Linked DNA regions of Homo sapiens: region 2 is linked to region 1. A link is a contact called in ENCODE Hi-C or POLR2A ChIA-PET data. All regions are on one chromosome and are shown on one strand. Each heading gives the region's core, a stretch centred on a gene start or an enhancer-like site at or near the end of the contact. The rest is flanking DNA. Distances are from core to core; before and after follow the strand shown.

Region 1 (3,794 bases), core at 363-2,862:
GAAAAAAGAGAAAATAGAACCTCAGGCCTAGAGCCAGAGTTCAGGATTGGGGATGCAGGGAAAGGAGGAGAGGGGGGCCATAACTCAAATCTCTTTCCCAAAGATAGAGTAGTTCCTGGCTGGGTGCAGTGGCTCACACCTGTAATCCCAGCACTTTGGGAGGCTGAGGCAGGCAGATCACTTGAGGTCAGGAGTTCGAAACCAGCCTGGACAACATGGTGAAACCCCTTCTCTACTAAAAATACAAAAAAATTAGCCAGGCGTGGTTGTGGGTGCCTGTAATCTCAAGCTACTTGGGAGGCTGAGGCAGGAGAATTGCTTGAACTCGGGAGGTGGAGGTTGCAGTGAGCCAAGATCGTGCTACTGCACTCCAGACTGGGCAACAGAGTGAGACTCCGTCTCAAAAAAAAAAAAAAAAAATAGGCCGGGCACGGTGGCTCACGCCTATAAGCCCAGCACTTTGGGAGGCCGAGGCGGGAGAATCAAGAGGTCAAGAGTTTGAGACCAGCCTGCTCAACATGGTGAAACCCTGTCTCTACTAAAAAATACAAAAAATTAGCCGGGCGTGGTGGTGGGCACCTGTAATCCCAGCTACTTGGGAGGATGAGGCAGGAGACTCGCTTGAACCCAGGAGGCAGAGCTGAGATAGCGCCACTGCACTCCAGCCTGGGCGACAAGAGTGAAACTCCATCTCATAAATAAATAATCAAACAAACAAACAAACATAAAAAGATAGAGGAGTTCCTTCATCCTGCAGGAAAAAGGGGTGGGTCACGCAGCATCAGAGCTGTGAACTGAGAAATCCTAGGGAAAGAAGAGGCCAGTGCCTGAGTCCCTACTGGATGATGGGAGCAAGGGGGAAGGGTGGAGGCTCCCAGACTGGAACTCTCCAGGAGGTTTTTGGCTGGGGAACAGAAGGGAGAGCAGGAGGTCCCAAGGTAATGAAATGAAGGAGGGAGTTACAACCTTCAGCAAATTCTGGGGAAGTGAAGGGATCTGAGGATGAGGACCGGATTCTGGGACAGGGATGCTGAGCTGCTAAGTCGGGAAGAGGCTGGAAGCCAGGCACGGTGGCTCACGCCTGTAATCGCAGAGCTTTGGGAGGAGGGAGGATCGCTTGAGGACAGGAGTTCAAGACCAGCCTGAGTAACATAGCAAGACCCTGTCTCTACAAAATATTTGAAAATTATTCAGGAGTAGTGGCGAGCAACTCTAGTCCCAGCCACCCAGGAGACTGAGGCGGGAGGATTGCCTGAGCTCAGGAGCTCAAGGCTGCAGTGAGCTATGATTGCACCACAGCACTCCAGCCTGGGCGACAGAGCGAGACCCTGTCTCCAAAAATAATAAATAAAAAACGAGACAGGGCTGGGGCAGAGGAGGCAGCAGGGTCTCTGGGGACCCATCCCCGGGAGCGATCACGCGTGCGGAACGTCCAGGACGAGACCCCAGGGCTTCGATCCCCACGGGGCTGCTCGTGCGGGGTGGGGCGGGGTCTGGGCGGGGTCTGGGCGGGGCCCGGGCGGGGTGGGGCGGGGCCGGGGTCCCGGGGGCCGGGGCGGGGCCGGGCTGGCGCTGCGCAGCCGCGGGGCGGCCGTCGCGCATGCGGGGCTCACACGGCTGCAGCCGGCGCCGCTGCCACTCCCGGGAGCATGAAGGACCGAACCCAGGAGCTCCGCACGGTGAGTCCGGCCCCAGCGCGCGGCCGCCCGCCGCCCGCCGCCAGCGCCAACGCGCCGGACACTTCCCGCCCGGCTCCCGCGGCCAGGATGGTGGCCGCTCCTGCGCCCCCAGCCAGGGCTGAAGGGAGCGGGGCGAGCCAGGGACCTCGACCCCCCTCCGGGTTCCGCCCCTCGGACCCACTCGGGGTCAGGCTCGCGTGAGCTCGGCCGCGCTGACACGTGGACGGTCGGCTGGAGTCCGGGGTCCTGGATAAACTTTTCGGGGCCCTCTTGATTTGGGGGGTTCGGAGGGTATGATGGGGTTTTGGTGGCGGGACCTCTTCCCCCTCCCGCAGAGCAGGCCCTTTCTCTGGCCCCCTCACTGCCCCTCATCTCTGACCTCCCGTGCCCCCTCGGTGTAGACAGACGAGGGGACCGCGGTGGGAACCTCCTTGGTGTAGACAGACGAGGGGACCGCGGTGGGCCGGTGCCGGTCCCCTGCGCGGGGCCCCGCTGCGGGGCGCGCTGCGGAAACCTGATCGTCGGGTGGTGGCGGCCTCCTCGGGCCACCCTGGTCACCTGTGGCTCCCATCACCTGTGGCTCCCCCTCTGCTTGGTCGCAGTAGGGATCCACTGCCCGCCCCAGGTATGGGGGGGGGGGCGTCACACCCGCCCCCGGTCCACCTATCCACCTTCGGGCTTTCGGGCAGCACTGGCTGGCGTTTCCAGACCCTTCAGGGTTCCTTGCGACTTGGATCTATTTTTCTACCTGTATCTGGGAAACCCCTGGGGTGTGGCTCCTGGGGCGGGGTTTGGGGGGAGTAGGAGGATGCACAAACGTTCTGAGTCAGAGCCCACCTTCTCCCAGCCCAGAGACCCCTGCAGCCTGCGTGGGTCCCCTTCCCCTGGCCTCTGCCCTTAGGGATGAGGAGCCCAGGAGGATGGTGACCGGGAGTGGAGGACAGCGACGGAAATGAAGCCTCTCTGGGTGTGTCGGGGAGGGGGGGTGGATCAAGGCTCAAGACTAGATTGAGTCTCATCTGGTCATCTGGTCCCCTGGCTGGCCACCTGGCTGGCAGCCCTGCCTGCTGATCCCTGGGAGCACCCCCCACCCCGCTCCCTGGGCTAGGAACTAGAACCCTAAGGTCCCCTCCTATGGAAAATGTCAAGTGTCCTTTGGGCATTTGACCCCACGGCTTGTCTTCTCCACCCAGAGGCTCCCTGAGTTGGAGCCTGTCTGCCCCATTATGTCATGGTTGCCTCCTGGGCATCCTGGAGCCGGGACCTGGGCTCCCCTGCCTTCATGTCCCCCACTTGCTCTGGCACCACGGCCTCCACTTTGCCTCCAGACCTGTTATTCCTGGCCGAGCGCCCAGCCCCTGGTGTAAACCCCATGAGGTTTCAAAGGAAGAAGATGGTCCCTCAAGTCGCATATGGGCTCTAAACACTTCCCCCGCGGCCCCTGTGGTTGCCCTCAAGTTTCCTGAGCTCCGTTGAGTCAGAATGAGTGTTTTCCTGGTGACGGATGGCTGTGTGGTGTAATGTGCTGATGTTTAGGCGCCTGGTAGGTTACCTGAGGGTGTGTGTGGGAACCAAGTGGTCAGGGGAACCATGGGCCCCTACATAGGATAATAGCCTCTGGCATGTCAGCCTTCATCCCCCTAGCTGAAGGGGAAACTGAGGCACAAAAGAAACACGGCTTGCCTGCTAGAGGGAGGGGTGGTAGAAAAGGGCTTTGCCTCATCCCTGAAGATAGTCAGACTCAGGCCTGGCTGACACTGGGGGACAGCCAGTGGAGCTGGGGTTGTGAAGCGTTTGAACCCAGATCTTTTTGCTCTGATGTCTGTCTCTGTTACTACCTCCTCGCCCCCTGATTAGATGGTGAAGCCAGGCTTTGCTTTGAATGGTCTGAGGCTTCCGCTCCAGACACCCCCACCCTCCCCACACAAGGCATTCAGAGCCCAGGGAGGCTGTACCCATTGCTGGGTGGCCCTGCCCAGGGAGGGCTTTCTAGCAGACAGGTGGACGGCTGGCAGGCAGGAGCCCACCCGGGGTGGGGTGAGACAGTCAGTCTTGGTGGGGCCACTGTTCCCACAGGCTGCTTTCCCTCTGGACCTAGGGTTCCCATCTGTGAAG
Region 2 (4,181 bases), core at 646-3,145, 92 kb before region 1:
ATGGAATCAATAATCACATATTATAGAGGCTTTGTGTCTGGTTTCTTTCACTTAGCATAATGTGTAACCAGGGTGTGTAACCATAACAAGCATCAAGTCTACCCAAGTTTGTTTCCAAGACATTACTGAGCCCCAAACTCACTTATGCTAGGGAGGAACTCAGAAACCCATAGGGCAGTTCTCCAAGGGCTTCTGGTCAGGCCATGGACATTCAGGAGGTGGTCAGAGCTGCCTGAGATGACGCAGGGCTGTGATAAGGGTGTGGAGACACAGCAAGGTAGTGGAAATTCAGGGTTCCTAGGTCCAGCATGTCCAAAAAAAAAAAAAAAAAAAAAAACCACAGCCTGCTAAAACAAAAATATCAACATTCTCCATAGAATTGTATAAAGATCCAGATTCCTATATCCTAATATTTAAAATATCTTGGAGACACTCCAAAATTACTCAGCATACAAAGAGCCGGGAGAATTTCAACTCACAGGAGAAAAGACTATCAACAGTGGTCAATGTTGAGATGACAAAACATTGGAAATATCAGATCAAGACTTTAAAGCAATTATTATCAAAATGTTGCAAGAAAGGCCAACACTCTTGAAATCAATGGAAATATAGAAAGTCTTTGCAAAGAAGAGAAGATGTAAAGAAGAGCCAAACAATTTTTTGTTTTCTTTTGAGACAGGGTCTCCCTCTGTCACCCAGGCTGGAGTACAGTGGCATGATCATAGTTCACTACAGCCTCGACCTCCCAGGTTCAAGTGATCCTCTCACGTCAGCCTCCAGAGTAGCCAAGACTACAGACATGAGCCACCACACTGTCAATATTTTATTTTTTTGTAGAAATGAGGTCTCGCTATGTTGCCCAGGCTGGTCTCAAACTCCTGGTCTCAAGAGATCCTCCCGCCTCGGCCTCCCAAAGTGCTGGGACTACAGGCATGAGCCACTGCACCCAGCCCCAAACAGAAATTTTACATGTCTGTAATTCTAGCACTTTGGGAGGCAAAGGCAGGAAGATCTCTTGAGTCCAGCAGTTCAAGACCTGCCTGGGTGACAAAGCAAGACCCCATATCTACAAAAAAATTAAAAATTAGCCAGGCATGGTGGCTTGTGCCTGTGGTCCCAGCTACTCGGGAAGCTGAGATGGGAGGATTGTTTGAGCCCAGAAGGAGGCTGCAGTGAGCCATGACTGCACCACTGCATTCCAGCCTGGGTGACAGAACAAGACCCTGTATAAAAAATAAATAAATAAATGAAAATAAAAAAATTTAAATAAAGTTTAGAACTGAACAATATAATAACCGCAATGATAAAACAAAGCCAGGCTGGGCACGGTGGCTCAAGTCTGTAATCCCAGCACTTTGGAGGCCAAGGCAGGTGGATCACCTGACGTTAGGAGTTCAAGATCAGCCTAGCCAACATGGTGAAACCTCGTCTCTACTAAAAATACAAAAATTAGCCGGGCGTGGTGGTGGGTGCCTGTAATCCCAGCTACTCAGGAGGCTGAAGCAGGAGAATCGCTTGAACCAGGGAGGCAGAGGTTGCAGTGAGCTGAGGTCGCACCACTGCACTCCAGCCTGGACGACAGAGTGAGATTCCCTCTAAAATAATAATAATAATACAACAAAACCTTGAATGAGCTCAAAAGTAGAATAGAGATAATGAAGTCAGTGAACTTGACGTAGATGGGGAAAAAAGCAAAAAACCAAAAAGTCAGTCAAATGGTAGCTAATTCCTATTCTAAGCAATGCACCCAACCATAAATCCCTGTCCAGAAGGAGCAGGGACCTCCAGCAAGTAGGCAGCGTCCCTGGCCATGGTTCTGGCAAACGCTGTGTGTCAATGCTCTCCTCAAGGCTGGGCCAGCCCACGGCCGCGGTGACTCTCCCTAGAGTCGCCCTCGCCTGTTTGCTTGTGGGAACTGCAGCATCCAGGGTGTCCCACACCCGTTGATGGGAATTTTGAAAATCGCACCTGTGCTAGTGGCAGGTGGAGGGGTAGAGAGGGAGAATTGTAACCGGCTGCCCCAAACACCCCCAAATTGGCTGTTTTAATGGTGAGCCAGAGGTAGGATTTGGAAATTCTTCTTCTTTTTTTTAATGAGACGGAGTCTTGCTCTGTCATCCAGGCTGGAGTGCAGTGGCAAGCTCTCAGTTCACTGCAGCCTCTGCCTCCTGGGTGCAAGTGATTCTCCTGCCTCAGCCTCCCGAGTAGCTGGGATTACAGGCACACGCCACCACACCTGGCTAATTTTTGTATTTTTAGTAGAGATGGGGTTTCACCATGTTGGCCAGGCTGGTCTGGAACTTCTGATCTCAGGTGATCCCCTCGCCTCAGCCTCCTATAATCCCAGGCGGGAGCCACCGCACCTGTCTGTTTGCAAATTCTTTTGACAAGTTGCTCATCATGGTGAAAAGTAAAAGTTGCCCAGTGCTCTGTATATGGCTAAGGCTGTGGGTCTATCCTTCCCAGGGTCTGGCTGGGAAGGTGATGGCTGCCTGATTCCTGGACTGGGCACGGTGCCCCCTTGGGTGTTTGCGGACGGCACAGCAAGTGTGGCCAAGGCTCTGGGAGAGGCTGAAGAGGTGGCCACCCAGGGGCAGGACTGCCAGGTCCCTGGGAAGGTCAAAAGGCAAGAGGGTAACCCACCCTTGGGGGAGCAGCTATGGCCCCAGGAGTAGGGGAGGATCCCCAGTGGAGGCAGGTGTCACTGCAGCCCTGGGCTAATGGGCTCTGGAAGGTGGGGAGGGGGGTGGGGGCGAGAAAGAAGGGGAGGAGGAGGAGAGGCGGGAGCTGTTCTGAGCCCCTGGGGTGATGTGATTGGCATTGCGGCCCCTTCCTCCTCCCCTCCCCATCACCCTCTCAGCCCCAACCACCCCACCAGGGCCTGGGAGGATGGCAGAAACCCCAGCCACATGTTCATAATGGAATAGAGAGCCAGCCAGGCCAAGACAAGCTGGCAGACCCCAGACATGCCCTGCCCCCACCCTGAGCCCCTTCCCCTCTCTTAGCCGCCTCGCCAAGCCAGGCCCTCCCACCCCAGGGAGCGAGAGGGCAGGGAAGTGACAGGACAGAAGGGTAGGGGACTTTAAGAGGGAGGGGCAGTGGAGGGAGGGGGTGCGGGGGAACTGGGAGGGGAAGGGTCTCCAGGAGAAGAGGAGCTTCAGATAGGGGAGGGGGCTCTTGGAGAGGAATGGGGCTCAGGGAAGAAAGGGGAGCTTACAGAGGGGAGTCTGGGAGTGGAGGGGGCCTGGGGCATAGTCCTGCAGGGGAAGGGGCTCCTGGTGGGCAGAGGGGCTTAAGATATAAACCAGATGTGGCCAGGCGCGGTGGCTAATGCCTGTAATCCCAGAACTTTGGGAGGCCAAGGTGGGCGGATCACTTGAGGTCAGGAGTTCGAGACCAGCCTGGCCAAAATGGTGAAAACCCATCTCTGTTAAAAATACAAAAATTAGCCAGGGCATGGTGGTGCATGCCTGTAGTCCCAGCTACTCAGGAGGCTGAGGCAGGAGAATCACTTGAACCTGGGAGGCAGAGGTTGAACTAAGCCAAGATTATGCCACTGCACCCCAACCTGGGCGACAGAGCTCGACACTGTGTCAAAAAAAAAATATATATATATATATATATATGTATGTGTGTGTGTATATATATATATATATATGTGTGTATGTGTGTATATATATATATGTATGTGTATGTGTGTGTGTATATATATATATATGTATGTGTATATATATATATGTATAAACCAGATGAGACCAGGAACAGAACAGCCCCCAAGGGTGGGCTCTGGTTTCTGGCCTTAGCTGGAGCTGGGTCCCTGCTGGGCTGGTTTCCCTCTGGGCTGGGCCCCATCTGGGCAGTGCCCTTGGCACGCTCCCAGGCAGCCCCCAGGCTTGGTTTCAGCAGGTCCGGCTGAAAACGGAAGAAACCAAGCTTGGGCAGGGCCTTTTTATGGCTCCCAGTGAAACCGGGCCCTGGGGACAGGGAAGAAGCTTCTCCAGGGCAATGGCGGAATGGTGGGGGTGACTCACTCCTCCCGTCCTGGCTCTGTGACATCTCAGAGCCTGGGAATTACCCAAAAGCAGCCAACCTGGACGGGCCGAGAGAAAACAGTTCCACCCCGCCCTGGCCACTCTCACCTCACCTTCCCACCGTCACTCACACGGAGGGACACGCCACGC

What was found. Hi-C counts contacts between places; a loop is a spot of excess contacts on that map. ChIA-PET counts read pairs that join two places held with the same protein, here RNA polymerase II (POLR2A). Pooled maps may share reads with other maps.
Region 2: a pooled map shows a loop between it and region 1 (2.1-fold over the local background). The contact joins the enhancer-like site here to the promoter of STX1A in region 1. A Hi-C loop is called at or near these places in 1 of 50 pooled maps. POLR2A ChIA-PET finds 5 or more read pairs at or near these places in 5 of 52 experiments (Caco-2, HCT116, K562 and 2 more).

The regions. Positions count from the first base shown.
Region 1 is chr7:73,717,487-73,721,280 of GRCh38, reverse strand. STX1A (syntaxin 1A) reads left to right here and starts at 1,612. Exons shown (of 10, transcript NM_004603.4): 1 at 1,612-1,679. The coding sequence starts at 1,650. RefSeq lists silencers at 1,497-1,696, 1,757-1,956, 1,967-2,026, 2,137-2,216.
Region 2 is chr7:73,809,599-73,813,779 of GRCh38, reverse strand. No RefSeq gene overlaps it. Among named protein-coding and RNA genes, the nearest start is that of CLDN4, 19 kb to the left of the region's middle. RefSeq lists a silencer at 1,784-1,893. Within about 2 kb of position 1,895, at least 2 of the 41 ENCODE cell types and tissues checked have a DNase peak (open chromatin) inside an H3K27ac peak, as active enhancers do; they include HCT116, where a contact is called at or near this core.